Regions from separate parts of the Mus musculus genome. Here region 1 is linked to region 2. A link is a loop called in an ENCODE intact Hi-C map of the cell type or tissue named here. Cell type or tissue: heart. All regions are shown on one strand. Each heading gives the region's core, and the rest is flanking DNA. Links, peaks and the distances in the headings are about the cores only.

Region 1 (15,955 bases), core at 3,826-11,825, 160 kb after region 2:
TCGTACTTCAGGCCTCACATCTATAAAATGGGGAGAAGAAAAATACCTAACCTATAGGCCAATGTGAAGACGAAGACATGCTTCCTATAGAAAGGCATGTAACTGATGGTGAGTGGCTGATACCTGGTAGTTACGATGAGAGAATCTTGCACCAACCAAGCAACAGTACCGTTTGAAATGTAGGCAGAAAGCAAGCCAGAACTTAGGTGTCCTGGAACTGTTCTCTAACTCCTGGGTTTAAACATACATGTGGGATCATAAGTATTGCTGCTGACTAGAAGTCACATACAACAAGTAGCTGTTTTTCTCTCTAGTGAAAACAAGCAGAAGGGGTCAGGATTGCGCTGAGAAGTTTGCCCTCAATTATGATTGAAGGAGCAGCAGTCCAACTAGTGTCTTGGCACTGTGACCTCTGCTCTGCTTTCAAAAATGAGTGGAAAGATAACGATAAGGATAACCGTTTGCCTGGTGTTTGCCATGTTGCCACATCCCATTCTTTACTTCTGTGCATATGTTCACCTCTTTCTTTGTCGCTGTGACCAAAGACCTGATGAAACAGCTTAAAAGGAGTGAATATTTATTTCAGAGTCCCAAGGAGTTCACTCCATGGTCACTTAGCTCCACTCACAAAATGGGAGGATGCAAAGAGGAAATTGTTTTCCTTATGGTAGACAAGAAGCAGAGCGAGGAAGAGGGTGGAGGCCAGCTATATCCTCCAAGGTCACTCCCAGCATGTGTACACACATACACTCACACACACACACACACTCACTCACTCACATACATACACACTCACACACACACTCACATACCCTCACACAATCACACACACTCACAAATACACACTCACACACACATTCACATACACTCACACACACACACCAGTGACAGCTTCTTCTAGTGAGGCTCCCACCTCCCAAAACAGTGTTACCAACAGGGATCAAGGGTTCAACACACCAGCCTGCAGGAGACGTTTCATACTCAAAGCCTAACCAGTTCATATCATTCCACTTAACCTGCACAGCAAACATATCAGACTCATGGTTAGGACTTCATTTTTACAGGGTAAGCTTAGCCCAAGAGAGTCAGAGGTAAGTTCTGCCTCCAAAGCGCATGCCCATTGCCACTTCCCTGGCATGATGCGTCCTCTGTATGCTGTGGCTTTATCAAAGCCATGTGTGTGCATGTCCCTATATGTGCACATATGTGCTCATACACTGATGTGTGGGAGCTCCCAGGCTTTACCTCCAAGCTCAGCAGCTACAGAAAGGAAAGGTGGATTGCTTCATTTCTTCTGTTCTATCTCACAGAACTTACTGTTCCCTGCAGGGCACAGTTTAGGGAGCAATGCTGAGAGGGATTGAAAGAAATAAGACCTGAGTCATGAACACTTTAGTGCCGCCCCCTCTCAGGAATATTAAGTGTTCCAGAACTCTATAAATAATGCCAATGTGACTCATTTCCTAACTGGGTCATGGCCACCAGCTCTAATCCCTCCCTTCCTTTACCTCTGCTACAATGGATCAGCCATTCTATGGACTGTTATATAGCCATTAGTAGTTAGGACGGGAGAGATAGTTCAGCAGTTAAGAGTGCCTGCTGCTTTTTCAGACCAGAGTTCAGATCCCAGCACCCACAATGCCTGTAAGTCCACCTCTAAAGGATTCACTTTCCTCCTCTGGACTCCACAGGCACGAGCACACAGGTAGAAGAACGCCCTCCGCTTGGCCTCTACACAACGGCAATGGCAACTGTCTCCTGGTGTATTGATCCCCATGTCGCAGGTGGAGAAACTTGGACATACATAGGTGGAATGGTTAAGGAAGAGCCTAAGCCTTCTCTGTTAGAAAGAACAACATCAATGCCTTCAGCTCCCTGAGCAGAAGGTGACAGGTTCTGCCTGACATTATTATTTCCAAGGCTTTGCACGGTATTAGATCACTTTTGCATAATCACTCCATTCTCTTTTATGAGGCTTGAGGTTTAATTGAAGGTTCCAATAAGATATTTTATGTGTTTAATGGATTTCGGTATAATAACCAGAGACTGCAGTGAAACTCAGAAGGCCAGCTGACTTTCAATGAAGCTGTGTAGCATGGAGGTAGGGGAGTGGATTTTCAGTGAGACACCCTAAGCCTATAGTGTAGTAGACACAAAGATACATAGAGAGAATGAAGGCGTCTGAGCTTATCGGACAGTGTGGAGTGCATATGCCTAATCTAGGCTGTGATAGACAGACATTGGGCTTGTGGAGTGGCCAGTTCTCTGCTGGCAAAAGCTTTGACAGCATCTCCCACTGGTCACTCTGGGGACCCCAGGGGATACGGCCCACGCTTTTTCCTCTGCTGCTTTCTCCTGGGGTCCTTAGCCTGGATTGCTGTACCACAAACCACCACTTGCAGGTTGGCACAGTTTCCAAAGCCTGTAACAACAGCCCCTCCCTTCCTGTCTCCAAAACACTCACTCACATCTTTTTGAGTGATTGCTCAAGGAATTGTTCTGCTTGGCACTGAAAGGAAAATGAGATTAAGAAAAAGAGCAAGAAACAAGGGAATTAAACATGACAGGAAACCTTCCGTGTACAGTACAACCAAGCGATTTCCCCAGAACATTTTAGAGTCTATTGCTGGCTAGGCATTCCTTCCCTTCCCAGCCCTCTTGAGAATATTTTATAATTGCAGACAAGCACTCTCACCACAGATATGTTAAACTTAATATACTTGAGATGCCGTGTACTGCATGTCTCAAATGTTCAGTGCTTGGCCTATACAGGGCAGTGGACAATCAGTAAGTGACTTCACTCGTAACCAAGGAACCTTTGCCCTCTCTGAGGTGGAAGTGTGAAGCATAGATGGTCATGGCTCCCTATGCAGACCACACAAGCTGACTGTCCTTGGCTTCTATTAAAATATGAGGGGTTCCAATCCTCTATGCTTTTTCTGAGACATAACTCAAATGTGAATGTGTGAGATATAGCTAAGACACTCCTTATGAATCAGGATTCCTGGATTCCCACAGACTGACTCAGCCGACCTCAGGAGCCCCAGCTCTGGATTTAGCTGCAGCCACTTCTTACCCTCGAGTGACCCCGAGGATCATCACTCTTTGAGGAACTGAACTAGAGCCCTTACCTAGAGGAGCACAGGTCCTTGTGCGTCTGTATCATCCCTCCATCCCATCTCTTAGGCTGTTGCTGCTGTTCAGGGCCACATGCATTCTTTAGGGTCAAAATATGACCTTTCAGGGGAAAGATTCTACAAAGCTCTCCTTTCTTGACTAGGAACAAGCCCTGGTGTGTTCCTTCACCTATCTGCGAAGGACATCATTCTTTCCATGCATTGTTTACTTTGCTAGTGACATTGGCATTGATTGGCTTATAGTTTGGGGCTTAGGGCTCCATTTCTTGCTAATTTTTTTTCTAGTGGTCCTCACAACTGAATAGACAACATAATCATTTTCAGAGCTTGCCAAATACAATGTTCAAGCTTACTCCAGGCCTACCAGACCAGATCCCTGATGTCTATGCCAGGCGTGCAGTGACTTTACAGGGATCCAGAAGCCAACAAACACTGAGCATCATTCTGTAAGCCGAACACACCAAGCTGTGTCTAGGTCTCCTCGTGAACCGTTCCACTATGGCGCTGGTCTCCAAGCCCAGAAATCCCGCTTCATAAATTTAAGAGCTGAGTATTGTAATTTCTATCGAGGCCACAGATTACAATTATAGACTAGAGTCTACAAGTGAAGAAACACTAAATAAACTAACATCTGGGCACAAAGCCGAATGTATGCCTATGTAGTACCCACCATACCAAGCATCCAGTGCTCCTTCATACGGCTTCTTTCCCCTAACCCCAGTTAATTCTGCTTCTTTGTCTTAACATTTAATTGAAATGGAATTGTGCTGATTCTATTTCAATTGAATTACAAGGGCCCAGCCCTTTCTCCTCTTTCAAGTGCCAAATTTTATGGCGTAAATGGTGCTCCCATCACAGAGTCAGTCATGTTAAGGTCTGAGGGCCTGTTACAATAGAGAATTGCTCTGTTACCCTACAGTGTCCCTGGCAATAACAATAATGAAGTAGAGTGTTACCCCTGACCTTCTGCTAATTAGTCGACATGGCCCAACTCAGACTCAGACGTTTCAGCCATTCTTGTTCTTATCTTTGCTCATGTACAGGTAAGTCTTCAAACTTAACTCCATAATTGCAACGCTCACTCAACCCCATAGAATTCCAAAAGCATTTCCGGGCAATGGCTATTTTACAGGCAAGTCTACGGGAATATCACACAGACACAGCACAACTTCATCCAAGTCTCCGAGGCAACTTTCTCCTTGATCCCTGCTTCCTGCCAGTTCTTCACCAGTGTCTTCTTTCTTTTGGCTGTGCCAATTACTTACCTTCTTCCTCTGATCTGCATCCTCCCATGTAAATCACTCCCAATGCCTTCCTCTTCCCTCGGCCTCCAAGGGCTCTTCTTTGGCGTTCTTCCTCCTTTGAAACCAGAAGGAAGGAAATTCTGGCAGCTAGCCTTCCTGTGTTAGCTTTCTGCTATTGCAATAAACTATCTGAGACAGTTAATTTGAAAGAGACGAGGTTAGTTGTGGCTTATGGTCTCACAGGCTTCTGCTCAGAGTCGTTTGGCCCTGTCACTTGGAGCCTGCCTCTAAGCAGGACACTGTGATGGTTCATGTTAAGTGTCAGCTTGAGAGAAGCATGCCTTTAGGGGTATTTTTCAGAGCATGGTGAGGCAGGATGAGCATCCAAATGGAATGTGGATGGCACCATCTCCTGACCAGGAACCTGGACTATAGGAGCTGAAACTGCAGCTGAGCATTACCCTGCGTTAACCCCACACTCACACACCCCACCCCACCCCACCCCACCCCTGCTTCCCGCCTGGATGTGATAATGATATGAGCAGCTGCTTTTCTCCTGCTGCCTAAACTTCCATGCCACGAAGGTCCGTGCCCACGAAGGACTACGAAGCAGAATGAGCCCTTCGTCCCTTCCACTGCTGTTGTCAGAATGGTTTATTTAGCAACAGGGAAACCAAGACAAACGCTATGATGGGTGCATGCGGTGGCTCAGAGAGGCCCACTCTATGGGGCCAGTAAACAGAGAGAAAGGACTCCAGACTCCCTCAAGGACTTACTCCCAGAGATCTAACTTTCTCTCCCTACGTTTGTGCTGGCTAGATTTATATCATCTTGAAACACACTCTGTAGTCATCTCAGTTGAGAAAATGCTTCCATGGGATCGGGCTGTAGGCAAGCCCATAAACCATTTCTTATTTGGAGATTGATGAGCGATGGCCTAGCCCTTGTGAGCGGGGCCACCCCTGGGCTGGATTCTATAAGAAAGCAGTCTGAGCAAGCCAGAAGGAGCAATCTAGTAAGCAGCACCCTTCCATGGCGTCTAACTCAGCTCCTGCCTCCAGGTCTGCCCTGTTTAAGTTCCTGTCCTGATGTTTTTGATGGTGAACAGTGATAAAGGAAAATGTAAGCCATGTAAACTCCGTCCTCCTCAAATCACCTTGGTCGTGGAGTTTCATTGCAGCAATAGTAACCTTGACTAGAACAGCATCCTATCTCCCAACACTTCTTCTACCTTCCAAATGCCCTATGCACTGACAATCAAGACCTTGGCATATGAATTATAGTGGAATAGTTATGTTTCATACTACAATACCTCCTTCACCCCTAAGCCACCCCCCTACTAAGCACTAACTCCTAGAGTTAGCTGAAATGTTCTCTTTAGGCACAACTACCTTTGGACAGAGGTCACACCCTAGTGGTGTTCTTGCTAATCCAGACACAGGAAGAAGGTAGTCTCCTGGGAGGTCTATGAGGTTATGTGCCTCTGGAACCTTTCCTGGGAGGCAACAAACCTGCTGATGAAATTGGACTATGTAGATCCTTTGAAGGGTATTAGGAATGCACTTGAATCTGCAGTGTGGATTCTTGAAACCTCCAGGACAGGAGAGGGTGGGCATGTAGGGCAGTGTACTTGGTGAGGCAGTAAGCATCTTTAGAGTCTTTTGGGTGAAGAGGCAAGGACAGACTCACTTGAAGAGGAGCCCTCAGATAACCTGAAAGGAACATACAGGTGCATCTCTCTCATCACTGTCAACTGTGAGCCCCTTTGTGAACCGACCCACCCCACCCCCTCTGTCACCTCCACTAGCATTCTTGAGAACAATATACCATTAGCTGCCAAGTTAAGCAGGCACACCGCCCTGAAGAGCTTAGAACATCCTCCAGGTCTTCTACCACAGCACGGAGTTCCATCGCCCAATGCAGAATGATTCATCCGAGTCAAATGAGGGCAGAGAAGACAAGTGATGAGCACAGGCCATTATTAGAGAGCACCCACAGACAGTGAACTTCCAAGACTGCAGTGCTGCCCCATGGTGATGCCTCCCCGTGTTCTCTTGCATTGGCAGAGTTCTAGGTGCTAAGGCATCCAAGCATGGGAATCCTGAATCTACTCTTGCTGCCCGGTTGACACTGACTTTACCAGACATTATTCTACTGAGCCTCTCATACCCCTGTGGGGTTTTCCTCTGGCCTTGAATTACTAGAGTGATAGATAAAAAAACAAAAACAAAAACAAAACCCCAGAAGGATCTAAGGTGTTTGAAAGGAATAACAACAAAACACTATGGCAGCTGAGGTGTGTGTTTTAGATGTTAATATGTGTTTAAACTTCAAGATGCTCTGAAGGTTCAATCACCAAATTAATACTGCAATGACTATATATAAGAGGCCCTATCCTCTCATGGCTCAGGGCCCCCAGCTGCCATCTGGCACCTCATCAGACCAGCATAACTGTCCATTTGGGCTTAAACCCCTATTTTCTCTGCATTTATGGACATCCAAATCTGAGTTTACTAATAAAGATAAATCCTGTTTTCAACAGCATCACCTTTGACAGCTGATCATTTATCAATATATTTCATGCAGGGATTGAAACGGAAATACAGACATATTTGGAATTCATTCTTAAATTATATCCCTTCTGTCTCCACATCTCTGCCGAGGGAGGGAAATACTTTTCCCTGGGCACTGGGGTTAACAGCCTCCTTTCTCATCTCCTGGAAGTGTTAACCAGCTGGACCTTTGTTTGCCAGTGTCTCTGAAGCATCGTGCTCTGACAGCTCGCTTGATGGATGGAGCTGTCCGCACACCCCCGGTACAGAGTAGATGAGAACATTGCCTCACCTATCAACTCCATAAATCAGACGAATAAAAATGAGTACGAAGCTAGGCCCAGGGAATCTTTCCCCATTTTAGTATTCTTTGTAGATTATAATCTTCACAATGCGCTCCAAGTAAAAGAAGAGACTTTAAAGAATTAGCTTTAAAGAATTAGCATTGATGTACTCGGTGAAAGGCTGCTCATGAGAAAGACATCTAGACGAATAAGCAGTGCGTGCATAAATGAGTCTGTCCTCTGTGATATGGGATAAGAATTTGGGGCATGAGAAATGTGGTGTGCAGGACAGTGAGGGAGATGGCAGGAGACATACCAACCCTACAGGGGAATTAGCAAAGGAAGAGGAGAAGGCGGCTCACACAGAGGGAGCCAAGAGAGAGGGCATCCTCTTATGTCCATGGCAGAGGAGTTTTCCTGGCTCTAGGACATTTCTTTGCAAATCTCCTGCTTGCTTACCTTCCAGTTTCTTGGAGTGAGCAGTAATCCCCCTTGATGCTACGAACTGGGACTCATTCCATTTTGTTCTCAGCCCTACACTCATAACAGGAATCGGTTGTTTGACCCATGAATGAATGAATGATGAATAGATTAAGGCACAGTAGCAAGATAATTACAGTAACTTTTCATGAAGAAAGCAATGGACAGGCTGGTGAGAATGTTACAGAGAGCTGACCTAGATTATATAAGGGGACATTATGAGGCTGTTCATGGGATCTTGACAGGCATGGCAACACATGCCTGTAATGTCAGCACCCAGAAGACCAAAGGCAGGAAGATGAATTCCAGGCCAGCCTGGGGTACATAGCAAGACCCTGATTCAATCAATCAATCAATCAATCAATCAATCAATCAAGTATGGAATATCAGGTTTTATTCTCAGCTAAGAAAACAAAATCTCTATCCTTCAAACTGAGGAGTGGTAGTGTGTTTGTAGAGACCTTTACTGGGGAAGTGAGTAGCAGGTATGCTCTGCTTGGCTTCCGGTGAGCAAGCATTCAAGGAATTGACCATTTCCCCTTTCCTGATTGCCATTGGCCTTCCCACAGAACAGGAGGCCATTTTAAGCCCAGCACAGAGGTGGTCCCACCATGTCCACGTTGCTTCGGGGTCTCAGCATCTCCTGAGAACACTGAAAGACAGCACTCACACCACGACTGCTAAGCAAGAGCCAGAATAAAAAGCGAGATGCTGTCAGGGAAGCCTGCAAGGGGTAAAAATAGCCAAAAGGAGAGAAAGGCAGTCAAATATTTTGTCATTTGCTTTGCCTGAACGTGACGCTTAGCACTTCTCTCTCCGAAAATGAAAAGACATCGTTTTGCAGAGCAGCAGCTGCGGCTGGTTGCAGGAAGCTGCTGGCTGCTGATAAACAAATGACCACGTCCCCTGAATGACTCTGTGTACTGCCCAAAGCAGATTTCTGATTTTTTTTTTCTGCCTGCCCCATTTGGCCAGTGAAAAAGATTTAGCTGGAGTGGAGTTATTTCCCTCTTAACCAAATCCTTTTGGTGTTTTGAAAACTTTCCAAGTGAGAAAATAAACCCTCTTACTCAGCTTGAGTCAGGTGCTCAAAACACAAGATAAACATAGCTGCCTGGGAACGTGTTGGCCTGCCCCCCTCTGCTCTGGGGTGGTTAACCCTTCCTTAGACCCCTACCTCTTAGAGAGCTGCCCCAGTTGGCATGTTTTCATCAGGACCCAGGCAAAGCTGAGGGACATTATTGACTGAACAGTCGAGGGTGAGCTGAATGTCAGAGCTTCTTCCAAACCATCTGGGTAGAGTTCTCTCCTTGTTGAAGGGTCAGTATGCGGACTTCACCATCTCCATCTCTAATCGTGGTTTATGGCTTTATTCTTGCCCGCCCCCCCCCCGACAATTCAGTACATCTGATTATTCAGTTTGTCTATTGCGATTTTAAAATGATGCACTTGATATTAAAAGTTCCTGTTTTTGGACCCCCGATGGAGGCATGAGAACACCAACTCCTCTCCAAAACTTTTGATCCAAAATCACTCCTGTTTAAAAGAAATACAGGGACAAAACTGGATCAGAGACTGAAGGAATGGCGGGCAGTGGCCAGCCCAACTTGTGATCCATCCCATGGGTGAGGGCCAATCCCTGACACTCTTACCAATGTTATGTTGTGCTCACACACACAGGAACCTAGCAGGATCTGAGAGGATCCACCAACAGCTGACTGAGACAGATGCAGATACTTACAGCCAACCATTGGACTGAAGTTGGGGACCCTTATGGAAGAGTTAGGGGAAGGACTGAAGGAGCTGAAGGGGGTGGCAACCCCATAGGAAGACCAACAGTGTCAATTAACCTGGACCCTGGTGAGCTCCAGAGACTGAGCCACCAACCACAGAGCTCACATGGGCTGGTCCAAAGCCACTGACACATATGTAGCAGAGGACTGTCTTGTCTGGCCTCAGTGGGAAAGGATGTACCTAATCTTGTAGAGACTTGATGCCCCAGGGTGCAGGGATACTGGGGGGGGGGAGCACCCTCTCAGAGGTAAAGGGACAAAGGGATCAGGCAAGAACTCTGCGAGGGGGGACCAGGAGTGGGGGATGTAAATAAATAACATAATTAATTATTTTTTTTAAAAAGCTCCTGTTTTCTGAGCAAAACCATACACACATAAGTGAGAAAAGACTACTGCTTATAAATAAACACCGTTCATGTTAATTCTCTTAACAGTTCATGACACTGGGGTTATTACTAACAGTCTTATTTTACAGAAGAAGATGAATCGCAAAGACACTGTGTACAAACTGCCTAAAATCTCATAGCGTGAAAATGGCAGGCCAGATTTTAACCTCAGGCTTGTCTGCCTGGAGGCTGAGTCCCTAATCAGGCCTGACAGGTAAGTGGTGCTGGAGCTGGCATCCTCTGGGCTCACCCACGCTGTAACTTTGGATCCCAGCCTTTCCTGATTGAATGCTTTAGGCTTGGATTTCAGGCACATCATCCAAGCCCAAACCTTGAATGGAGGCCAAGATCTTAGCAGCAGGTTGCCGTAAGTATGAGGTTCAGTTACCCAAATACTGGGTACTCAGACATCCTGGAGCGACATGCCTCACCACTAACCTTAGTTAGAGAAGCGACTGAAACATCCTAAGAAGAATGGATGGTTCTAATCTCGCTTAGAAACCTTCTTTGCGAGGCCCATTGGACACGCAAACTTTATATGCCCCAGAACAGGGGAATGCCAGGGCCAAAAAGGGGGAGTGGGTGGGTAGGGGAGTGGGGGTGGGTGGGTATGGGGGACTTTTGGTATAGCATTGGAAATGTAAATGAGCTAAATACCTAATAAAAAATGGAAAGAAAAAAAAAAAAGAAACCTTCTTTGCAAACCCTTGCAATTTGTTCTTCCTGAAGTTTGGGTTTGAGGTAAGGAGAGAGGGTTATTAATCAAGTGACTCCGAGAGAAGGAAGGTGACAATTCACCCGAAGAACTGAAATGCTGGAATCCTGCAGTGAACACGGGTTTCTGTCTGTGATTGTGTTATTTTTCTCACTCACCTTCTGGTACCTGAAGTATTTGTTTGAAATTGTTAACGTGGATTTGGGTGTGAAGTGATATGTAACTAAGGGCTAGGCTATCTCCAAGGTCTAGAAAGGCTGGAAATCATCTCAAGTGAGGCCATGCAGGGTTGAAGGCAAGATCTAGTTTCTCTCATGATGGAGATGGATGGGTAGATGTGTGCAGGGGACCTTCCCTCCAAATTGAGACAAGGGTTGGGAGGCAAATTAACCTCAAAGCAAGCAGTCAGAATGCCATCTGAGGAAGTAGCCACAGGATTTGATCAGACCTTGGTAATCCTTGGTGTTCAGCCGTGAGGGAACTAGAAATGTTAGATAGCTTTAAGGGTCTCCCAACCTTGGACTTGGGGAGATGGCTCTGTGGTTAAGAGTGTGTACTGCTGTCATGTAAAGGACCCCTGTTTGGCTCCCAGCACCCACATCAGGCAGTTCACAACTACTCACAACTCATGTGTGTGTGTGTGGTGGGGGGGCAGAGATAGAGACTGAATGTATGAATTAGTTCTACTGTTGTTCCTTAAGAAATGTCCAGTTTTTTGACAGTACGTCTTGCTGACCTGGAATTTGACAGCTAGGCTAGACTAGTTGACCAGTGATGCCCTCATCCACCCAAGGATCTGGCTGTCTTTGCTTTCCTGGAGTTATATGCACATGCTTCCATGCCAGGCTGTTTTTAAACGTAGGTCTTGGGAAACCCAACTCTAATGCTAGCAAGATGGGCACTCTACTTGCTGTGCTGTCTCCCACCCCTCCCTTTTCTGTTCACTGCTATTTGCTGGAAGTCTATATTTGGGTTGGGGGAGAGGAGGAGAGGGCCATGCTGAGACATGGGAGTAACCCTGCCCTCCCACCCTCCCCACCCCCGAACTGATACCTGCCAAGTTGTCTTCTGTGACGGTTCCGGATTTCCTCTCAACTATCATGATGTAGCCATCTGTCAAATCTCCATTTCATGTCTCCTCAGGTAGTTCATCCCAGATCCTTGATCTGCTGACGGCGCTTGCCTGAATTCCTTTAGGCTGCTCTAACAAAATACCATAGACTGGGTAACCTGTAAGCAAACAGTAACTGCTCCTCGTGTGTGTTGGACTGAGGCAGTCAAAGAACCACTCCTTACCAGGGGGGCACCTCCTGCATCCTCACCTGACCGGAGTGCTTACATTTCCCTCGTGCTGTGTATAGCTCTGATGCAGGAGCCTCATAAATACTTGCTTATTTGAGACTTGACTTTAACTATGTGTCGGGGTCTGACCTTTCCACCCATTTCAGCGTGGAGAGGTAAGGATTTTGGTTTTATCCCCCCATCTTTTTTATACTAGACAGAGGGAAGGGAACTGTTTTCTCTTACCCTGGGAGTGTTAAAAAAAATTAAGCTCCTGATGTCATTAAAGAAATGGGCGGGTTTTGTGTGGTTTAGATTCTACTGGTAAAGGCACCCAGGTACATTATGACAGATGTTGAATAAAGATAGATTAAATATGGAATTTGAGAAAAAAATAGGGCAAATTGAGATTAAATAGAAAACTCTTTCAGACTTTAGCCTCAAACATCTAGTAATGCATTTTGGAAAAGTTGCCTGAACAGGGGGCTCTCATTTAATTCTCAGGGGTGTCTCAATTTCAACACCATAACAGACATATAGGTCTCCACAGGGACCTATACGGACCCACATGAATATCCTGAGTGAGGGAAGAAGAAACCTATCCAGTTAGAACAGTAGACTGCAAGTAGATGTTGTGTAAAAATGAGCCTTGCAGGTCTACACTAACTCTATGTAGACAATTGCCAAGATATTTTAAGAAACTTCTCTCCCAACACCACCAATGAGGACTGAACCCAGGGTCTCTTGCATGCTAGGGAAATACTCTGGCATTGAGCTATAATACAAATCTCTTAACCAGAAAATCTCTCACAATCATTAGATGGTGCATTAGCACCAGGCATGTGTGTATAGGGGGAGCAATGTAAATTCTGGCACACTGAGCTTCAGTGTGTCAGAGATCTGCTTTGTACAGAGAACTTGATTAAGCAAGGTCTGGAAAAGGACCTATTGCTTTTGCTTTAAAAAGATCATATACAACCTAAGTGTTGGGGTTTCAGCATAATGGTGCTGAGATTTACCGGGGATTTGAGAATCAGTATTCACTTGTCTATGCTATTGAACCCCATTTCCCCCTAAACAGAGTTAATGGAAGCCTCCATCCAAGTATGCTCTTAGGATATATTTTAATTTTGTGCCTCTTTCACGTGTATTAAACATACCTCAGAACCAGGAAGGCCAAACACATCCCTTAGCATCCCAGTAGTTGTCAAAGAGTCAGGCTTTAAGAACAAGACATCAAGATCTGCCTAGACTTCTGGTTCCTACTGCCTTAGGATTTAGCTTGTTCACAAGCGCTGGGTACTCAAGACTGCATATGCCTCCTACAAGGATGCTCAGATACCTCACAGAACCCAGAGGCATGCACCCCACCCTTGTGTTGTCTTCCCCACGAGACAATCCTATGGTGCCTGGAAAATGGTTGGTATTCTTTTTCTAAGGTAGAGAAAATAGCGAAGGACATTTGAGAAAGATTCTCCGGCATAAACGAGGGGTCAGTGTTAACTTGGGATTCCTCATGGATTCATTTGAATTTATTTCCTGTGAATGCTCAAAATCCAATGTTTTACTCCAAATTTTATCTGAAACAAAAAAATAAAAGAAATATTGTTTGCTCATGACTATGAGGTGTGTGTATATACAAACATATGTTAGTAAGTGATGTCGACATATGTGCATGTGTGTAGAAGCATATAGCAGTACATATGGGTGTTTTTAAGGAGCTATGGCAAATCTATCATCAGGAGAGCTTTAAAACTACAGCGGTTGAGGAACAAGACATGAGACTCTGCCTAGGCCTTTGTGTCAGCAGTGGCTTTATGATTTGGGCTGTTTGTCATACTTTCTAGGTATTAGGAGATTCTTGTCATTCTTAATGTTGAACACTATTTAGATATTCTAGCCACAAGTTTGAGAAAATTATGTAGATTTTGAAGCTTGTATTTGTGGTGAGTATCATAGACTTGGTATTTGGGACTAAGAGGCAACACCATGATCATATTACATGAACATTACATGAACATTATAATATGTTTAGCACCTGAGCCAGTTAGGAAGCACTTTTATCTGGAAGGACACGTGAGTAATGTAATCTAAACTTTGGTTTGTTTCTTATTAACAACAATTGACTTCTTTCTTCTTCTTCTTCTTCTTCTTCTTCTTCTTCTTCTTCTTCTTCTTCTTCTTCTTCTTCTTCTTCTTCTCCTCCTCCTCCTCCTCCTCCTCCTCCTCCTCCTCCTCCTCCTCCTCCTTCTTCTTCTTCTTCTCTTTCTCCTTCTCCTCCTCCTCCTCCTTCTTCTTCTTCTCCTTCTCCTCCTCCTCCTCCTTCTTCTCCTTCTCCTTCTCCTTCTCCTCCTCCTCCTCCTCCTCCTCCTCCTCCTCCTTCTTCTCCTTCTCCTCCTCCTCCTCCTCCTCCTCCTTCTCCTCCTGCTTCTTCGTCTTCGTCTTCATCTTCTTCTTCTCCTCCTCCTCCTCCTTCTCCCCCCTCTCCCCCTCCCCCTCTCCTTTTCTTTCTCCTTCTCCTTCTCCTTCTCCTTAACACTGTTTATCTGTTGCAGGGGAGGATGTAGTCCGTTCATCTTGTGGTAGATTCTTAAGATGTAGACTTGTCAGGCAGGATTCACATGATGTCACTTCAGAAATTCTTCTACTCTCACAATTTTTTAGCTAGTGTTGACCTCTAAAGACCTGACTAATCTCAGATTTACCTTTTTAAAAGTGAAACTTTGAGAATGGCTGTGAACTTCCCAGTGAATTGTTTCAGGAGGCTCACAATGTCTGGCTGTCTTTCCATTAGTGCCCTTAAGATTGATAGATCAAATCAGGTTGTCAACCTCTAATTCATACATTATAAAATGTCTCATCAACATTTAACCTATGCTTGGAGAAGCCATTGATCATTGCCTAAAATAGTCTCATTGCTTCACTGAGTGTTCCAAAATGGAAATTTTCTAATTCCACTAATTCTTATGCATCTTTTCTTTTTTAGCTGAAATCCCATAAGAAGGACTTACCTTTGTCAAGTAACTGGAAGCCCTAAAACATGCTTAATAGAGGAGAGGTAGCTATCCTAAAAAGATAATACTTTTCTACAGCAAAAGCTGGGCCTGGCATCAGAAGATTCTAGAGACTAGGAGGGTCTCCCTTTGGATTAGGAGGAGGGGACACATTGCCAGATGGAAGCAAGATCCCCATTGGAAGATGGACTGAGAAGACAGACAGGAGTCTAGGGAAAGGGTGCCAGTTTCAGCTGATTTCAGTCTACTCCGGGAGGCTGGTGCAGCACCGCCCTGTGGATGATGGGCACATAGTGGGTCATGCCCATGGATAACAGCAGAGGAGGAGGGGGAGGAGGGGAGAGGGGGAGGAGGAGTAACATCTCAGGAAATGAGGAAGTCTGGGGGGTCTCTACCCAAGCAGAAAGGGAACTGAGGCAGCTGTGGCTAGACTCCTCACAGGAAGCCTTCAGGGTGTTCAGAGTAATGCATGAGGGGCCTGGGTTTGGATGACAAAGCATTTTGCTATGCTCCCTGGGGTCCCACCTATGTCTCAGCGCGGTTGGCCAGCTGACTGCAGATGGTCCGTATTAGGAATCACACCCCTTTTCTGTGACAGACATTCTTCTGGGCCCAACCTTGCTTTCCAAAGGAACCTGACCTTGATAAAATGCAAACCAGACTGGCTTCGTATGGACAGTGTATTCACCACTACTGAAGTATTGGTGCCCAGTCAGTGGAGGCCCGACCCTGTTTGGTCACGTCTGACCCTGCTCTCCTCGCAATGCGAGCTGAGGGACTTGTGCTTTTGTGCAGCACCCTCTAGACCAGGATGACTAAAATGGGGGAGCTCAGAGACTTTCCTGGGGCTCTGCCCATCCCCCCAACTCTCCTCCCCCAACTCCTTTTCCCTTGGGATCCCAGACATCCTTGCCTCCTGCTATATTTAGGAATTGACTGTTAACAATCATTACCACTTCAGCCCATTAAACAAAAATTCCTTTTACTGCTGCGTTCCTTACACTAAAGGGCACTAAGAATTATTTTTAGACTTAAAAAATAGCAGTTTTCTGGTGCCTGCCATCCAATT
Region 2 (15,955 bases), core at 4,338-12,337:
TTGCAACATTGAGCACACTAAAGAGTACCTGGAAAGTAGTGAACTAGTTAGATTTTCACTAAGTCTTACACAGTTCTGCCCACTGGACTTGAGAGCATGTTGTCCCCTTTAAAATAGCAAGTGCATTTCAATGAAAAAAAAAAAAGTGCCATTACTGTGCATGCCTGGTCCTTTGGGACATCAATATTGGTGAGCATAGACTGTCTAGGAAATTTTCTTGATGAAATTATTCTTGAGGCTAAAGCTGCTCACTGCCTCTGATATTGTTAAAATATTTATTTTGTTTCATTGGAAAGTACAGTGACTTTATTTTAACTGCTGGGTGATTGTCCTTTCTTCTGTGTTCTGAATCACATGGTAAAATGTCACATAGGAAGTTTGGATAGCAAACTGTAAAGTTGATTCAGGCCTCGATGATCTAAGTACGGGTGATTCTTGTCATAGGTTGCATAGTAGGAGAGAATGCCATGTGGGATTGTAGTGGGGTTGTCACTTTCTGTCCAGTTAGTGGAGTTTAAATTATTTGTTAATTCTAACCAGTTACCGTGTCATAGTCCCAAGTCCTTATTGTGTCCACTGCTTAATTGAAGCTGGAGAAATGATTGGCTCGTTCGCTCCTTTTAGCTGAGAAGTATTAATTTGGCTATCACTTTAAAGTTGGGGAAGTGGTTTGGGGTTTAAAAGCTGTTCAAGGTAGTGGAGCCCTGATTAAAGGCTCGTGATTTTTCTTTTCTTTTTGTTTTTTTTTTTTTTGTTTTCTTTTTTCCTGACCCACTGGCTCGGTGATTTTTGATTTAGTTCCTTCCTCTCTGTTTCTTCAGCCCTATCAAAATAGTCTCCAAGGAGCCTCTCTGGGGGTCTGTTCTGTTGTTCTGTTCATTTGCTCAAATGTGGAACACACACAGTTAACCAATTCTAGATAGCTTGATATTTGTTGATTTTCATGAGTCTTAAAGTGATGGTGCTAGAACTCCCATGGGCACACATCCATCCATGGTCATGATAGCAGAAAAGCAATCAGCACCGGGCTGGGGTGGGGGAGGTAGTTCAGTGAATAAGTGCTTGCTTGCTGTACCAGCATGTGGACCTGTGTAAAAGGTATGCGATCGCATCTGTAACCACAGTGCTGGGGAGGCAGAGACATGTGGATCCCCGGGGCTCCCAGGCTGGCCAGTCTAGTCCAAGTGGCCAGCTCCAAATTCAGTGAGCAATCCGTCTCAAAAATTAAAGTGAAGAGTGACAGAGGAAAGAAGTCTTATGCTGGCCTCTGGCTCCCTCCCCCCTCCCCCCCAAAGTAAATACGTGTAATTACATATTTAGGGAAGAAATCATGTTTTGAAGTTAAGCAGACTGAGACAAATAGCAGAAAGAGGCTTAATCTGGTAGTGGAGCTCAGGAGGGGTGGGGGTCTAAGAGGTATATTATATAGCCCTTCACAAAGAAACCAGAGCTCCTTATGTGTTCTTTCTGGGTTGGGTCAGTTTCATGGCTTTCTGCTGGAGGCTGACTCCAGCTGTGCTGCAGGGCCTCAGAGCTCCCTTCTGAATTCATTTTGAAGCATGCTGCTCTTTGCCAACTAATGGCCCATCGTGGTTTTTGGAGGGAAAAACTACCTTGCCTATTCCCTTGGTTTCCCTCGACTCAGAGTTGAGTGGGTAATTTATTCTGCAGGGCCTCGGCTCTGATTTGATGTGACACAGAACAGGCTTGCAGCACTTTCACTCACAGGCTCTTCATCTGGGGGCTGTATGTAGAGTTCAGGGAATCCACAGAGTTGGATGGGGAAAAACCCTGTTTGTTACAGTCCTCCACCCGAAATCTACTGTTTCACTCAGAATAGGCAACACAGAGACCTGCTGCCTATTTGTTACTTAATGTCTTAATACAGAAATAGAGGTGTAAGCAGAACATAGTGGTGCACACAGGAAATCCTGGGGAGTCTGTGGCCATCCTCAGCTACCTAATGACGTCATAAGCTTGAGGTCAGCTTGTGCTAAATGAGACCCTGCTCTGATACATACATAGTACAGGTGTGGACTGAGGATGTAGGTTGTGGTAAAGCCACTGCCCAGCGTGTGCAAGGTCCTGCTTTCCACCACCAGCGTTTAAAAGACTGTTAGAAGTGCTGGCGATTTTCCAGTGTAAAGCTATTTTGTTAACAAAGTAACTGATTTTATTGGCGACTATGCATTGAAAACCTTTCTGCCTCCCTGAGTGGGAGTAACCACATCACTAAAGGATGCTTTTCACAAAAAAGGTTAAAGAGCCCCTTACAGTTGAGGCTTCTCCTCCACTGTGGCTGGAAACGCAATACATCTAGCAGGTGTCTGCTCTTCCCCTGGATTGGCAGTTGCTCTGTCAGATGAGGCAGAGGGCTCGATTGCTTGACCATGCTATGGACTCAGACATTACGGTTTTTAAAGCGGCTTTTATCCACGTCTTTCCGTGTTGTGCTCTTTGGACCTGCCTTGATGGCCTCTCTCCTACTGTACACCTCTTACTTTTTAAACTCTTATTTGACCCCAAAGATGTCAAACATTGTATTTCGTAGACCAAAAGATCTTTAAATGTTTAGAAATAAACAGACAGAATCTTAGCTGCCGCTCAGCATGTGGGGTGATGGGAGCGCTGTGGCCAGTCTGTCTGTGGATGGGCGCCTCATTCCGAGGCTATTATGGGTCATGATGTTACTGGCTTGGGGTTGCTATGTTTTCCTTTACTAACTTTAGCCTTGTTTGGTGTGTGTGGCTGTCTGTCTGACTGTGGGCTTGCCAATCTGGCTTTCTTAGATCTGTTCCTTTTATGTGCCAAGACTGAAAACTTTATTAGGACTTTTCATTTGGGGCATATTTCCTCATGCAACAATCATTTCAAGATGCTTTTTGTAAACAGAATAAGACCAGATTGATTCAGCATCCAGTGACATTTCCATACATATTTATCCAAAAGATAAAACACAGACAAAAGTGAAACAAAATACGACACGGCATTCCGTCCACCATCGGGAGACTGAGCCCATCACCCTGGTGACACGGGTACAGGGGCAGTGGCCTCCTTGAGTGGGATTGTAGGCTGGCTTTTAAATGAACATAACAGCAACACATTGGCCTCATTGGCATGGGAGAAAGATATCCAGGAAAGAGTTGTTAATGTCCATGATTTAATTAAAGGGTTCTCCTAAGGTGTTTCGTGAAAGGAAAATGAAGATGTAGTGATTGACTTACAGAGTCTTTAATTGTCATCTTCATCTTTTGGAAAACAAGTTGACAAACGCAGACGTTTCTTAGTTCTCTCCCACTTGGCCATTCTGAGCCACACTCTCAGCCGCCTCGTGTGTGATGATGAGCCCTGAGGCATGTGCCTTGTGATTTATGACAAGCAGTCAAGGGCGGATCTTGCAAATGATGTTACTTTAATACTGCCATGTTTTCACCCCACCCCACCCCACCCCACCCCACCCCAACCCCACCCCACCCCACCTCCACGTTGTGATGTGTTTCCTCAAGTGGGAACGAAGGGGCGGAGTCACATCAGGCAAGCCAGGAATTTTATTCATTCAACAAATATTTATTGGGTGTCTACCCTTCCAGAGCCTGGGGATGCAGCTAGAAAATAAGACGGGCAGGATTCCTACCCGAGTGATTGGACAGAATAGTGAGGTGAGGTGGGAGGCGAGATAGACATGGGCCACCAGGGGCATTGTGGGAGAGTTTGAGACGACTGCAGGGTCAGAATAGAAAGGGTTTTGGACAGAGCCTTGTACAGAGAGGGCACCATGGTGATGGGGGAGGAAACTGAGGTAGAGTCCACCAATGCAAAGACAGAGGTCTATGATCTGGCTTTCCAGACCCTGCTTCCTGTCACTGAGACCTAGTTTTAGCCCTCGCCTGGTATCATAGGTCAGGTTGCTCATTGACTACAGTCTTACTGCCTAAGTGGCCCTAACCCTGGGCCACTGTCACAGACAAGCTCCTGCTCTGTCTGTCTACCTCATGCTCACTTTGAGGGACAGAGATGGCAAGCAAGCAGGCGGGACAAAAGGCAGAACTTCAGAGAGTGATTGGGTGTGCACCAGGGGAGGTCGCTGGGTGGGTGCTAGGGAGAAGTGAGACCCCTTCAGACAGAGAAAAGCCGCTGAGAGAACTGGCTTCTCCTCAGGACACCTACTGTTCAGTTGTTTTCCCTTGTTAATACACATTCTGGTGTTATAGCCAAAGGTATTCAGATATTCTGTCAATTAAGGAGGCAGAGCAGTTTCCCAAAGGGAAGACAGAGGGACAGACACCAAGATGGACCCTCGCTGTAAGCATGAGTCAGTCTGAAGAGTCAAGGAGAGGCATGCACCTACCCAGTATGCCCAGCGTGGGACTTAGATTCCACCAGCATTCGTTGAAACTGCTTTGTCTTCCCTTCATGTACTTTGATGGACGGGCAGGGACCCCTGAACTCCCTAGTTGAAGAGTGCCGGGCATGCCTTTTGGGGGCGCAGTGGGTAGTCATGGAGTCTCTCCTGGAGGTGCTACTTTACAGATGCTGCCTGCTGTTTTAGTTCCAACTCTGATTTGTTTTTCTTTTCATGAGTTACCTGCCAGTCATGTGGTCACCTGCACCAAGTTCTGCCTCACAGAGAAGCAGGCCTTCTGTTCCGACTTTGTCAGCTGCTCTGAGCTGTACTGCAGTGCCACAGTAGCATTGAAGGGCTGTGGTCATCAGTGCATGTCCGTGACGGGGTGTACAAGCCACTTGCATAGACAAAGGCATCAAGGTCATTTCAGTCTAAGGGTTAAGTCTGGCTGAGGCTTCTTTTCAGCCATCCACACAAGGCTAGTCACTGGGCCGCTTAACCGGCTTGGTTCCTCGCTGTTTCAGTGTGTGTGAAATCTGTTTGTAGGATAAGAAGTCATTACTGCAAGCTATCTGCTTCCATTCTAATTAGGAGTGGCTCAACAGAATCCAACCACAGCAGGCAATCGCTGCGTTCAGCTTCTGGGTCTTTGGTAGGAGAACAGGCTGTTAACCATCCTAGCAAGCTCCCCAGAGGATCCTTAGCCTCTGCCCTTCTTTTCTTTCTTCTTCTGCCCTTTCCCACCCCTCCCCATTCTTGCCTCTCCCTCCGAATCCCTCCCTAGATTTCATCGTGTTCTTAGACTGTGGAGTATGAGTTGTCACCACAACACCTCGTGCTCTGTGTAAGGAGGTTTTCCTGGGAGACTCGACTGGCGGATTGCCTCAAGGAGAGAGAGGTCCTTTCTTCAGGAGGACTGTCGACACGGGAGTTTGTTTTCACTCAGAAATGTCTTGTAGCCCAGTCCCCTCCGTCTCAGGATGCGTCCCATGCTGTCCCTGTTTTCACTTGGTGACTTGAGTGCCGCGCATCTTAAAACCTCTCAGAGAAAGCATTGTACTGCCTCTGAGGTGGCGCTGGGACCACTTCTCCGGTTGGCCTTGTGGCTGGAGGGACCTCAGGTCTTTGACATCACCTCACGCTCTGTTCAGACAGCCAGAGCTCCCCTTCCCTGCCGGGGTGTCCTGGCCTTACTGGGTGGTGAACCCTCCCTTTCAGACCTGCTGGTTGCAGGGTTTGCTTTGGTCACTGTGGTGGAGCGAAGGATGCCGAGCTTCAGTGCATTGCCTTAGTGGCTACTGTAGCCTCTGCCCACCACAGGGGCCAAAACCCACTATAGACAAGATGGCAACAGAAACTTACATCTTTGTAGTTCTGAACTTAAGGACCAGGGTGGCAGTTTCTTCTAAGGCCCCCACTCTTTGGTGGACACTTAACCACCTTCTCACACGTTCTTTGGCTCTTTCGCCTTGCCCACCTGTCTCTTGGATGGGGCCTTCTTGCATCACCCCGTTTACCTTTAATTACCTCCTTTAAAGCCCATCTTCAAATACAGCTACCCCTGGCCCCTTCTGGGAGTTAGTATTTCAAGGTGAATTTTATGGAAATACAGTTTTACAGCAGAATGTTTCCTTAGAGGGGGGCTGCCATGTCAGAGAGTTTGACCACTTTCCTGGAGAGAGTGGTGCTGGTGTGAGAGAGATTTACAAAGGAAGAGGGAAAGGCTTGCAGGACCCTGTCTGTCATGGCTGCTAAGCTCAGGATATGGACAGATGAGGAAGATCATCAGAGCTCCTTGGGCCCATTGAGCTGCCATTGACATTAGCCAGAGCAGCATGAAGGCTCTTTCCACTGTCTTCTGTCCAGGTGAGAGAACTCTGTGTGTGTGTGTGTGTGTCTGTGTGAGGTGTATGTTGTGTGCTGTTGTGTTCTGGGAGGCTTGTTTCGCAGCAGCCATACACCACGTTTGCATTTAGTTCACCTGTGAGATCTGACAACTCTAATATGAAGTGGATTCATGGAGTTTGTTGAGTTGGTTTTCTTTCCTTTATTGATTACTTTAATTAGCGTAATTACAGTATTTTGGATGAGTTATTCTAAACATTAAATCCTGGAGGGTTTAAGAATCTTAGCTAACAAAAGCATCTGGAATAGCTGTCAAATGTAAGTTCTCATTGAGGTTCCTTGCCTAGCTTCCGTCTTCCTCGGTCCCGTCTCCTGAGCTGTGCCGAGAGGCAGCGGCTGGCGACTAACCTGACTGAACTGAGAATCCTGCTCCCTCAGGCTTCCACATGGACAGCTCTCACCCAGGATGGCCAAGTGCATGGCGGAGGATTCTTCAGGCTTTTAAGGGTCGCCTGTTGTGCAATAAGAGAGCGAGCAGAAGCTTGAGACGAGGGAGGAACCCCTCCTGCATCTTGTAGGTTCAGGACTCCCGGTAGACCAGAAGAAACTCCTCAGCATTGCAGTGAGGGGCAGGTGGCCGCTTGGAAAGCAAGCTCGAGTACATGCGTTGTCCCTGTCAGTGGCTTTGGGAGGTAAGAATATAGTACAGTTACCAAACACTTCAGGCCTTCGGAGGCCGTGGAGAGCTGTTCTGTGCTGGCCAAGAAACAAACAGGCAGAATGTATCTGTGGTGCTGTGTGGTTTTCGGGGGTCGGGGACAGCTTGTTTTCTACAGAGAAGCCAGTTGTGACATCCACAATGCAGCAGGCCCTTTCTGGTGCTGGGTAGTGAGTAGTGGGAGGCTGCAGACGTGGAAACTACCATTGCTGCCTCTCAACTGGACACATCCCCAAGAAAGGAAAAGGAAAACAACCAACTGGAGACAGCCCAGAAAACAGAAGCTCTTCCTGTAGGCAGCTGAGAGAAGTGTAATTTCTAAGTTAACCCTAACATTTTCTACTTTTAATCAACGCAGTGTTAAGTGAAACTTTGAACTGTTGTGTTTTTAAGTTCCTAGCATTTACAGTTTGGTAGTGTTAAGGTTTAAAACCGTAATAACATTGGGGACCACATATAAAAATTACATGTGTTCTTCAAGTGTATATTTAATTGAAGTAAGGCCAGCTAACCATATCAGCACCGAGTGGTGTAACCCCTCGGTTTTCTGTAGTGATGTTCTTTGGTGGTTTGGCTATGGTAGTTTGAGTTAGAGCTCAGGGGTGCTGGCACCCAGGTATCAGGTGCAGAGTCGCATCACTCTCAGGGAGATTGTCGCAGAGCGCCAGCAGAGCGGCAGGTTCTATAAGCTGATTTCCATTACTCTCCCAAGACTTCATATTATTATCTGGGCAGTGAGGTGCCAGCTTAGTGCCCCGTCCTGGCTTCTTCTTGGTGACAGAGCCTGAGAGGGTGCTCAGTGTGTACGGCTCAGAAGTTTGCTGTCCTCCACTCGGGAAAGGACAGAGAGCTTGTCACCGAGGGACATTGGCAAGAAGATTTCCTGAGGCAGCCTTTTGCAGCCTCTGAGCAGTTTTGAAGGGGGAGTGGTTGTTCTGGGACTGGAGTAGAGAAGCCACAGGGGCGTTGGAACCTTGAAACTGAAGTGCCCCGGGGGAAGTGGGTGGGATTGGAAACTGTGGCTAGCATAGTATTAGGAGTCAGAGGGCTCTTAAGTTAGGGGACTGGGAGCATTCACCAGTCCCCATCTTCCCGGACTTTGTAGTCTCTCCTCGGAAAAGGACTTGGAACAAATTAAACCTAGCCAGTTGCTGCCAAGTGTGAGGGTAGCCACTGGGGACAAAGTGCGTTTTTGTGTGAGGGACTTGAGTTTTCTGACTCCACTTCAGCCGAGGTGAAAGGATGTGTGGGAGCGGGTTAGTAAGGCGAGAGCACAATGCGTGAAGCGCGCAGAGAGCCCGGGGAGCTGAAACACTCAGTGTGTTTGGAGATCAACGTCGGGTTGGATGGCTGGAAGGCTGGAAGGGCAGAGGCTCTGAGTGTGCTTTAGAGTCGTCTGGGTGCAGGAAGCTCTTGTGCAAGGCTCTGAATAGTTGAGTTTGGTAATCCTCAGGCCCTTCCGTGACTATAGTTCCTTTCCCCTGTCTCTCTGCCCCTTTCCTGCTGAGGGACAGTCACTTTTAGGGGGTTGTAGCCCCATTCTGGCAGTGGCATTTGGCGAACAGTGTGGTCATTTCATCCCATGGGGGCTTCTTGTTTTACAAGCAATGAATGTTTTCGGATTGAACCCCACTGGCCAAGCAGTCTGGGTCTGATACCATTTTCCTTTCTGCGCTCTGCCCTTCCTCCACCCCCTCTGGCCTAGCATTCCAACAGGCCCAGGTCATGGTGTCCCTGTGAGTGTCTGCTGGGGTGGGAGGAAGTGGGGTGACATCAGAGCCCACTGTTCCCCTTTCCTTGTCTGCGGAGGCTCTTTCTAGTAGTCACTGTAAGAAGCAGCTGGCTGCTGTCCTCCTGGCCTTTACTGTGGTGGTTCAAAGCAGGCTGCTCCTCCTACTGGAACCCCACCCCAGCCCACCCCAGTGCCTTTGCCAAGCTAAACCGGCAGGAGTGTGTGCACATAGAGCCTGGCCTTTTTGCTCCAGACCAGCCCCTCAGATGTGTAACTAGGCAGGAGTGTGTTTTAGTGCTATTTGTGAGGGTCCTGGTTGTTGCTCACATGCCCTGTCCAGCCTGTGAGCGTCTCTCTCTCTCCATCTCTGCCCGGCCTTCAGGGTGCGCTGCTCACATCCTTTGAACTGAAGTGAGGACTCCAGGTGCTGAAAAAAAATCTGTGTTTGAGGGATCTGTTAGTGGAGAATCTGAGCCTTTTTCCTTTTATGTGGAGACAGGCAATCTTCCCCTGGATAACTGCTTCTTCTAGGCCTGAGTCCTCTTCCCTTTAGGAGGGGGGCCCAGAGGGCTGGCTCCTAGGCCCTGATGATGGCTTCTGACCTTTCTGAGTGAGTAGTCTCACCTAAGTCCTATGCAGAAGGGGTGTTGGCCCCAGCCTTGAACTCAAGATGGCCCCAATGGCTTGCCTCGTAAGTGAGGAAAGTGAGGGCTTGGAGCTTTGGGTGACCCCCTCAGCCACAGTACAGCTGCTCTACCCCTTGTCCCTCACTCCTCTTTCTTTTTTGAGCCAGGGTCTCATGTAGCCCCGAGAGCTACAGCGCCTCACTTGGTTTCATCTTGCCAGGTCTTAGGGGTCCTGAGGATGGAACCCAGGGCAGGACTCAGGCCTGTGTCTTCACTCCAGCTGTCAAAACTAAATGCTCCACTCTTTCCTCTGTGTTGAGCACAGCCTACATCCCTTTAATTGACCTTTTCAGGCTAAGCTGCATGCACAGAACACAAGGCATCATTCCTTTAAGGAAGTTACCAGCAGTAAAAGTGTTTTCTTGTGTTTATAACTTAGATTAGCTTCTTTAGTTTTTTTTTTTTTTTTTTTTTTTTTTTTTTTTTTTTTAAAGTTTGCTTTGTTTCCCGTGGGCTTTTAAAACAGCAAATAACAGGATTTCTACTCCTGTCTTATTCGTCTGGATGTATTACAGCTGAATTGATGATTCAAGGTAAACATTCTTTGATCATGCAGATTAAGCATTCCTAACGCTGCAACCCTTTAATACCTTAATACAGTTCCTCATGTTGTGGTCACCCCCAGCCATAAAGTTACTTTCGTTTCTACTTCATAACTAGAATTTTGCTACTGTTATGAATAGTGATGTAAATATCAGTGTTTTCTAAGGGTCTTAGGTGACCCGTGTGAAAGGCTCATTCATTCCCCCCAAAAGGGGTCACGGTACCCCCACCCCAAAGGGGTCACGAACTGCTGACCTAGAGTGATTGCAGATGGTCTCTCTGGCTTCCAAGGGGGGCTGCCACCTGACAGCTTATGACTGCGGCGCACAGCCTTGAGGTCGCCCCTCCTTCCCTTCGCTGTTGGGGAACTATTTAGAGCAGCGTTTTTATCAGGTTGATAGCTTAAGGAAGGCGCTTCGGCGACCTTCCCTTCCTCAGTAAAGACTGGCGTTTACCTGCGTTCTCAGAGTTGCTATTTGTGGAGTTTTCCTTTCCTGTCTCTTGGTCTTCCTGTCATTGATTAAGGGGAAAGACTCACAACTGCTGTCTCCCCAGTACAGCTTGTTCCAGTAATGAAACTCGTTCAGCTCTTCGGAGTAGCACAGGCCAGCAGCAGGCTGGGAAGGGGGATTTTTGCCAGCTTAAACTAAGTGTTAAACTGGACCAGATTCCGGTTCAAGGCTTTGAATGAGACTCAGTGACTTAGACTGTGGGAAAGTTTTATGGTATGTGGGTTCACCCTTCCTGTGACTTCAGTAACATGCTTGGTACCCATGACCCCGTGTTTCTCAAAAACATTCATAGCAAGCAGGCATCCCAAGATATCAGCTGGTGAGGTACCTTGGAGCAGATCAAGCCCCTTGATGAGCAGTATTAGATGTTCCCTGGGAGAAAGCAGAGGCCTGGGAATGCTACAGGGAAGTGATCGGTCAACATATTTTGATAATGCAAGAAACTACGGGGAGGGAGGAGACTTGAAGCGGTTCATTCACCAGAATGCCCTTAAGTGGAATTACTTACAGCAGATGTCTGCTCGTCTGATACTGTTTTAAGTAGAAAAGGACACCACGCGTCACTTCTCCCACAGATGAGAGAGAAAACCCACATCTGCACCCCCATACTTACTCTTATTCCCCTCCACCAGCAGACTAAGTTCATGCTTTGAGTTTTATTCTTGGCAGTCCCACAGGGGATAGCACAGCATACACTGCCCCATAGGGTGTGAGAGCCAAGTGTTCCACCGGAGGCAGGCGGGACATGACTGTAGCTCCTTCCCACCATAGGCTCAATCACTGCTCGGGAGTTTAACTGGTTAAACGCACGCATTTCAGCTTCTGGAAGTTTGTGTTGTGATGTTCCATGGCTCACCAGACTGCACTGAGCCTGTGGCACTGTCAGGAATCATTTTTCACTCAAGATCAGAAGCAGGTAAAGTTGTGGTTAGGATTTGCTGGATCAGCAGGGTGTGGGGAATGGGGTAGCGGGACTGGAGGTTCCTGGGAGTCCTGCTGGAGCTGGCTCTGCTGTTTACATTCCCCCTGGAGCTCCTCCTCCAGGCTCAGGGCAGGGGTCAAAGGATGTCCGCCCCTGGTCTTCCTGTTCAGACTAAGTGGACAAGGGAGCTCCACTCCCCTGAGAGAAGGGCTTTCTTGTTGGCCCCTAAGCTCAGGCTAAGCAAATCTCTGACCTAATTCGGCTGATTTAGTCTCGTGACCGCTATCGCGGTACAGAAATCACTGAGCAAAAGGCCCCTCTTCAGTTTTGCTTGAGGATTTGTTTTTAACTTTCAGTTTCCTGAGCTTAAATCCACTTTTAAGTTGCATGGCCTGGATTCTTGCAACTTACAGATATCAATAGCAATCATTTTAGCTTTCTTCTATTGAAAGCAGTTGTAAATGGAAACAAGTTTTAAGGCAGACTGTTCATACTCTAGCAACATGGTATTACCCTGAAGAGTTGTACAACAGAAGCCTATGTGAAGAATTTATTTGAAAGACGATGTTAATTTTATTAGTTTTGCAACTCACGACCTAGCTATGCTTTTATATACCTCACTTTACACTTTACCAATTGAGTTCCTTTAAAAAGTGTTAGCCAGCTAACTCTTTTTTTAAAAAAAGAATTTGATTCATGCTGAAATTTTAAAATAAATCTAATACCTCTTTTCTTCATCAGAGTAGGTCTGAGTTAATCAGCCATTTAACACAAACTCTGTTTTTGGAGGGTAAGGAAGGACAGGAATTGTCCTGTCATTTCTAAGGTCCCTGTCTTCACAGGAGTCATGAGAGGTGGAGGTGTGGCCTCTGAGAATAAGTCGGTGTAGGCAAAGGCAAAGGCTCCCCCAGGATGGTAAATTCTCTGCATGCACTGCTTAGGTAGGCAGGCAGTCTCTGCCCTCAGGGCTTTCCCTCCAGTCTCTGAAATGTCCAGACCTTTCTCCTCCTGCTTTTTCATCCTCTCTGCTTCTGCAGCAAGCTCACTCTTGCTTTTCAGCTCTTGTTTGGAGACCTTTATGCTTGCAAAGTGTAGATGTTTTCAGCTAGCCCCTTCTGGTGCGTGTCCCTGCAAACGTGCTGCTCTTGGCCAACTATACTCCATTTTACCATGTTGAAGGTGGCTCACTGTAGCTTCGAAGCAAGACAGCTGTGGTAATCTGGAAGCCAACTTGAGTTTACGTTTTTTCTCCTCATCAGAAGGAACCAGAGATCTTACCGTTAAGTTGGGTTTTCTTTTTTTGGCTGGCGGAATGTGGCCAGCAGACGATGATAAGCCATGTCTCCCTTCTTGCTTTTTATCTGCTCCTCTCGCTAGCTTCTCACTCAGCCTTTACTCTGTGGGATTCTCAAGTGAATATTCATCTCCTTTCCCCATCCCCACTCCTTTCTTTCCTTGTAGGGACCATGGTAAGTAATGACATGTCTGAAATTCAGGCGATTCGTGTGGTTTAGCGGAAATAAAAGGGAAGAATGGGCTGATTTCAATGGCTTTCTTGTGCCTTGGCCGGCAGTGTAATTGGATAAAGCACTGTGAATCCAGGACCTTGTTCTGAGTGGTGTCTGCAACAGCATCGCTGTATTCTAAGTGGGAAGCAGACACAGGCCAAGCTCTGTGAGCACAGCCATCCTCACGACCTCCCAGCGCAGAAGGGAAGGGCTGGCCGCTCAGTGTGCGCACAGGTCTTTGGGAGAAGTGATTTGTGAGCTGTGGTTTTATAAAGTGGCTTAATAAAACTGTTCATTTGGTCTCCGTTGGGTTAAAGTAAGCAGCTGTCTATGGTGATTATCTGGCTGAGGAGTTCTGCCTAATACATCTTCTTTCTACTATATGATAAACACATATCAGTAAACAAACGGCCAGGGAATCACAGCCCTTCAGGAATGGTAGCCTCAAGATCTGGGTGGGTGTGTCTGATGAGTAAATTTATTACTGAAGATATCTCTCAAAGGAGATATCTCCAAGAGGTGACATTTCACTTTTCTTTGACGAATGTATCAGCTGCATATGGTAACTATTATTAAATTGAAAACAGCCTTTATATCCCTGCTAGAATATATTTCAAAATCTAGAATGTTTATTTCTTCTGGACCAGAGTAACTGAATTTTTAAAAAAGACACAAGACCAACAATGCAATCCTGTGCAAGTTTTGTTCCCTAAGGACTCCAGGCTGGGAGGTTAGCAGGCTGGGAGGTTATATGGCAGAGACTCTGTTTGGCCAGCGCACCTCAGGAGTGTGTGCTGGCACACCATGAATGTTGAGGGTGAACTGGTTGCTTAGCAGAAATTACTATAGAAGAGTTTTTCTAAGTTACAGATTTTTTTTTTAAGTGCAACTGATATCTAGCTGAGTCTTTGGTGGGTTCGGCTTGCTTCATTGATCTTTCATATATTAGTGATCAGCAGATAACTGTGTGAAATTAAAAGAGGTGGAGAACAGGGATCTATCGGAACACTCTAAAAGTTCGTCTCAAGTGTAAGTGCCTGCAGTTAGAAAGTGAAAGTTGAACATCACAAGGGTCTCAGCCCTTTAGATGGAAGGTTGGGATGCTCAGGAGACTTCTGTACCCCTGGCCAAGGATCCTCACACATTCTGTGCAGCGGGCTTCTTCAGTGTCCTTCAGCTGGGTGGGTGGCTTATTGAGGCCAGGGTGCCTTTTGTCATTTCCAGAGTGTCTGGATTTAGATAATGGGGCAACAAAATAAACATGTCAGCCTACCCATCTGTGGAACATGTAATTTAGAAGGACCCCTGTTAGCTAATTATATTTCTAAACTTCGAAACAAGAGTTTCTCGCAATGCTTTGGGCCAGGGAAAATGAGATTAAATCGTGGTTTCAACCTAGGAGAATTGGGAGCAGGAAGCCAAGCTGGGGCTGTCATCTGTGATCCGTCATTCTCCAGGGCTGCTCATGTCGAAGAGATGCCTTTGTTGAAATAAGAATAAAAGCAGTAATTGACCACTTCAGCCTCCTGACCTTGGTGATTGTTACATCCTCTGATGTAATTTATTAGTGTAATTTATGGAGTGCCAAGGGTTTTAATTAATGAAGAACGCACAGACTGATATGGGTTTCATGCCAACGGTCTCACTCTTGGTGTCTTCTTTCCTCTACTCCCTCTCTCTGCTTCAGCCTTCCTCTCTTCTCTCTTGCTCTCCTCCTCCTCCTCCTCTTCTCCCTTTGTTCTCCCTCTTTCCCCTCCCCCTTCCTCCTTTTCCTCCCGACCTTCCTTCTCCTTCCTCCACTTCCTCCTCTTCGGTCGTCTGTGCTTCTCCGCCTACAGCTTTCCTCTTAGGTAGACCTTGTTGATTCCACTTTTGTAGCTTTTAGGAGTCTTGGGTGTGCAGCAAGCCAAAGCACAGAATCCACCTTCCGAATGGCCTCCTTGAAGCCAGGCTTCCCAGCCTTCCCATCCCATGAGGGTGCCTCCTCTCACACATGTCAGTCTGTTTGGGTGCTGGCCGGTTTGCCCGCTAGGTTGTTTTCATTCATCCACCGCATTGGAGGAAACGGCATTGCAGTTGCAGGAGTTGGAAGTGGGTTTCACAGTGTCTCTCAGAAAGTGGTTTATGCCTTAGCAGTCACATAAGATTTTTTTCTTCTTCTTTCTTAGAAGGGAGAGGCTGTTAAATGTGCATAGTAAGATGATTTTCCTTCATGTAAACTTGAGAAGTTTCTTCCGTAATCGTTGGAACAAGCAACAGGGAAGACAGACTTCTTGAGCCCTGTGACATGTAATCAGTGTGTCTGGATTAAAGGGCATAGAAAAAGTGATGCTTTCTACACGAAGTGGGCCTCTGGTTCTTTTCTACCACCAGGGGGAAGCAGGAGAGCCACCCTGACTCTGCTTGCCTGGCCCCTGGGCATACTGCCGGCCGGGTTGTCTTAGGCTTGATCCACACACAGAGATGGTGCTTGTTCACATACGAAGGAAGAAGGTGGGAGAAGGGCTTTGTCTGGTGCCTTCTTCTGAGGAGGGCCTTTAGCAGTGCAGTTTATATGTGGAAAAAGACCCTCTCTCATTGACGAGTGGGCTTCCAGCTTTATCAGACGACATTTAAAAGGCACAATTGTCACTGCGTGGATCCAGTTTGAGGCTTTGGGCTTATGGTTTGAATTTCAGATTCTAAACTGTTCGACGTTTTCCTGTGTTGCTTCAGGGAGTTGAACCAGATCGATCTCTGCAGAAAAGTTCAGAAGTCTACTCCATTGGGGCTTGAAATCTCTGTCATTCAGCTTGAAATGAAGCAAGAACACCCAGCTCAGGGTTCCTGGACTTTGGGTATTTCTGCCTGTAGTGGGGAGGACAGGCTCCAGGTTTGCCTGATGCCTTAAGGGGTAGCTTTGTTCCAGGCACACACTGGAGGAGAGCATACCACATGCCCACGTGCTCAGAGAGTGCAGAGATGAGCATGTCCATCAGACTATCACGCTGTTTGGTTGCTCTCTCCAGGAAAGAAAACATCGTCCTGTGTGTGGCTTTTTCCTCCCAAACTGTCAAGTCGTTGACATTTTTAAATTTTCTGTAATGTCTCTGCAGTAAAGGTGGAGAGGGCTGGCATCCAGGACTACGTGACCGGGATTTGCTC

The links. Hi-C counts contacts between places; a loop is a spot of excess contacts. Peaks named below come from ENCODE experiments on the same cell type or tissue, not always from the same donor. Only the 100,000 strongest peaks of a DNase experiment are listed, where the experiment ranks them.
Region 1: it touches region 2 in a loop (1.9-fold over the local background); 3 of 42 quality-filtered maps call a loop at or near these places.

What each region holds. Positions count from the first base shown.
Region 1 is chr14:48,287,378-48,303,332 of GRCm38, forward strand. No RefSeq gene overlaps it. Among named protein-coding and RNA genes, the nearest start is that of Gm52144, 89 kb to the left of the region's middle. In heart, for the core only: no CTCF peak of the experiment used is centred there; a DNase peak (open chromatin) is centred at 8,754; H3K4me3 peaks cover 738 bases; H3K27ac peaks cover 571 bases.
Region 2 is chr14:48,123,111-48,139,065 of GRCm38, forward strand. The region is part of intron 1 of Peli2 (pellino 2); the gene reads left to right. Among named protein-coding and RNA genes, the nearest start is that of Peli2, 10 kb to the left of the region's middle. In heart, for the core only: no CTCF peak of the experiment used is centred there; DNase peaks (open chromatin) are centred at 8,661, 9,331, 10,281, 11,451 and 3 weaker places; H3K4me3 peaks cover 1,032 bases; H3K27ac peaks cover 4,060 bases; H3K27me3 peaks cover 3,106 bases.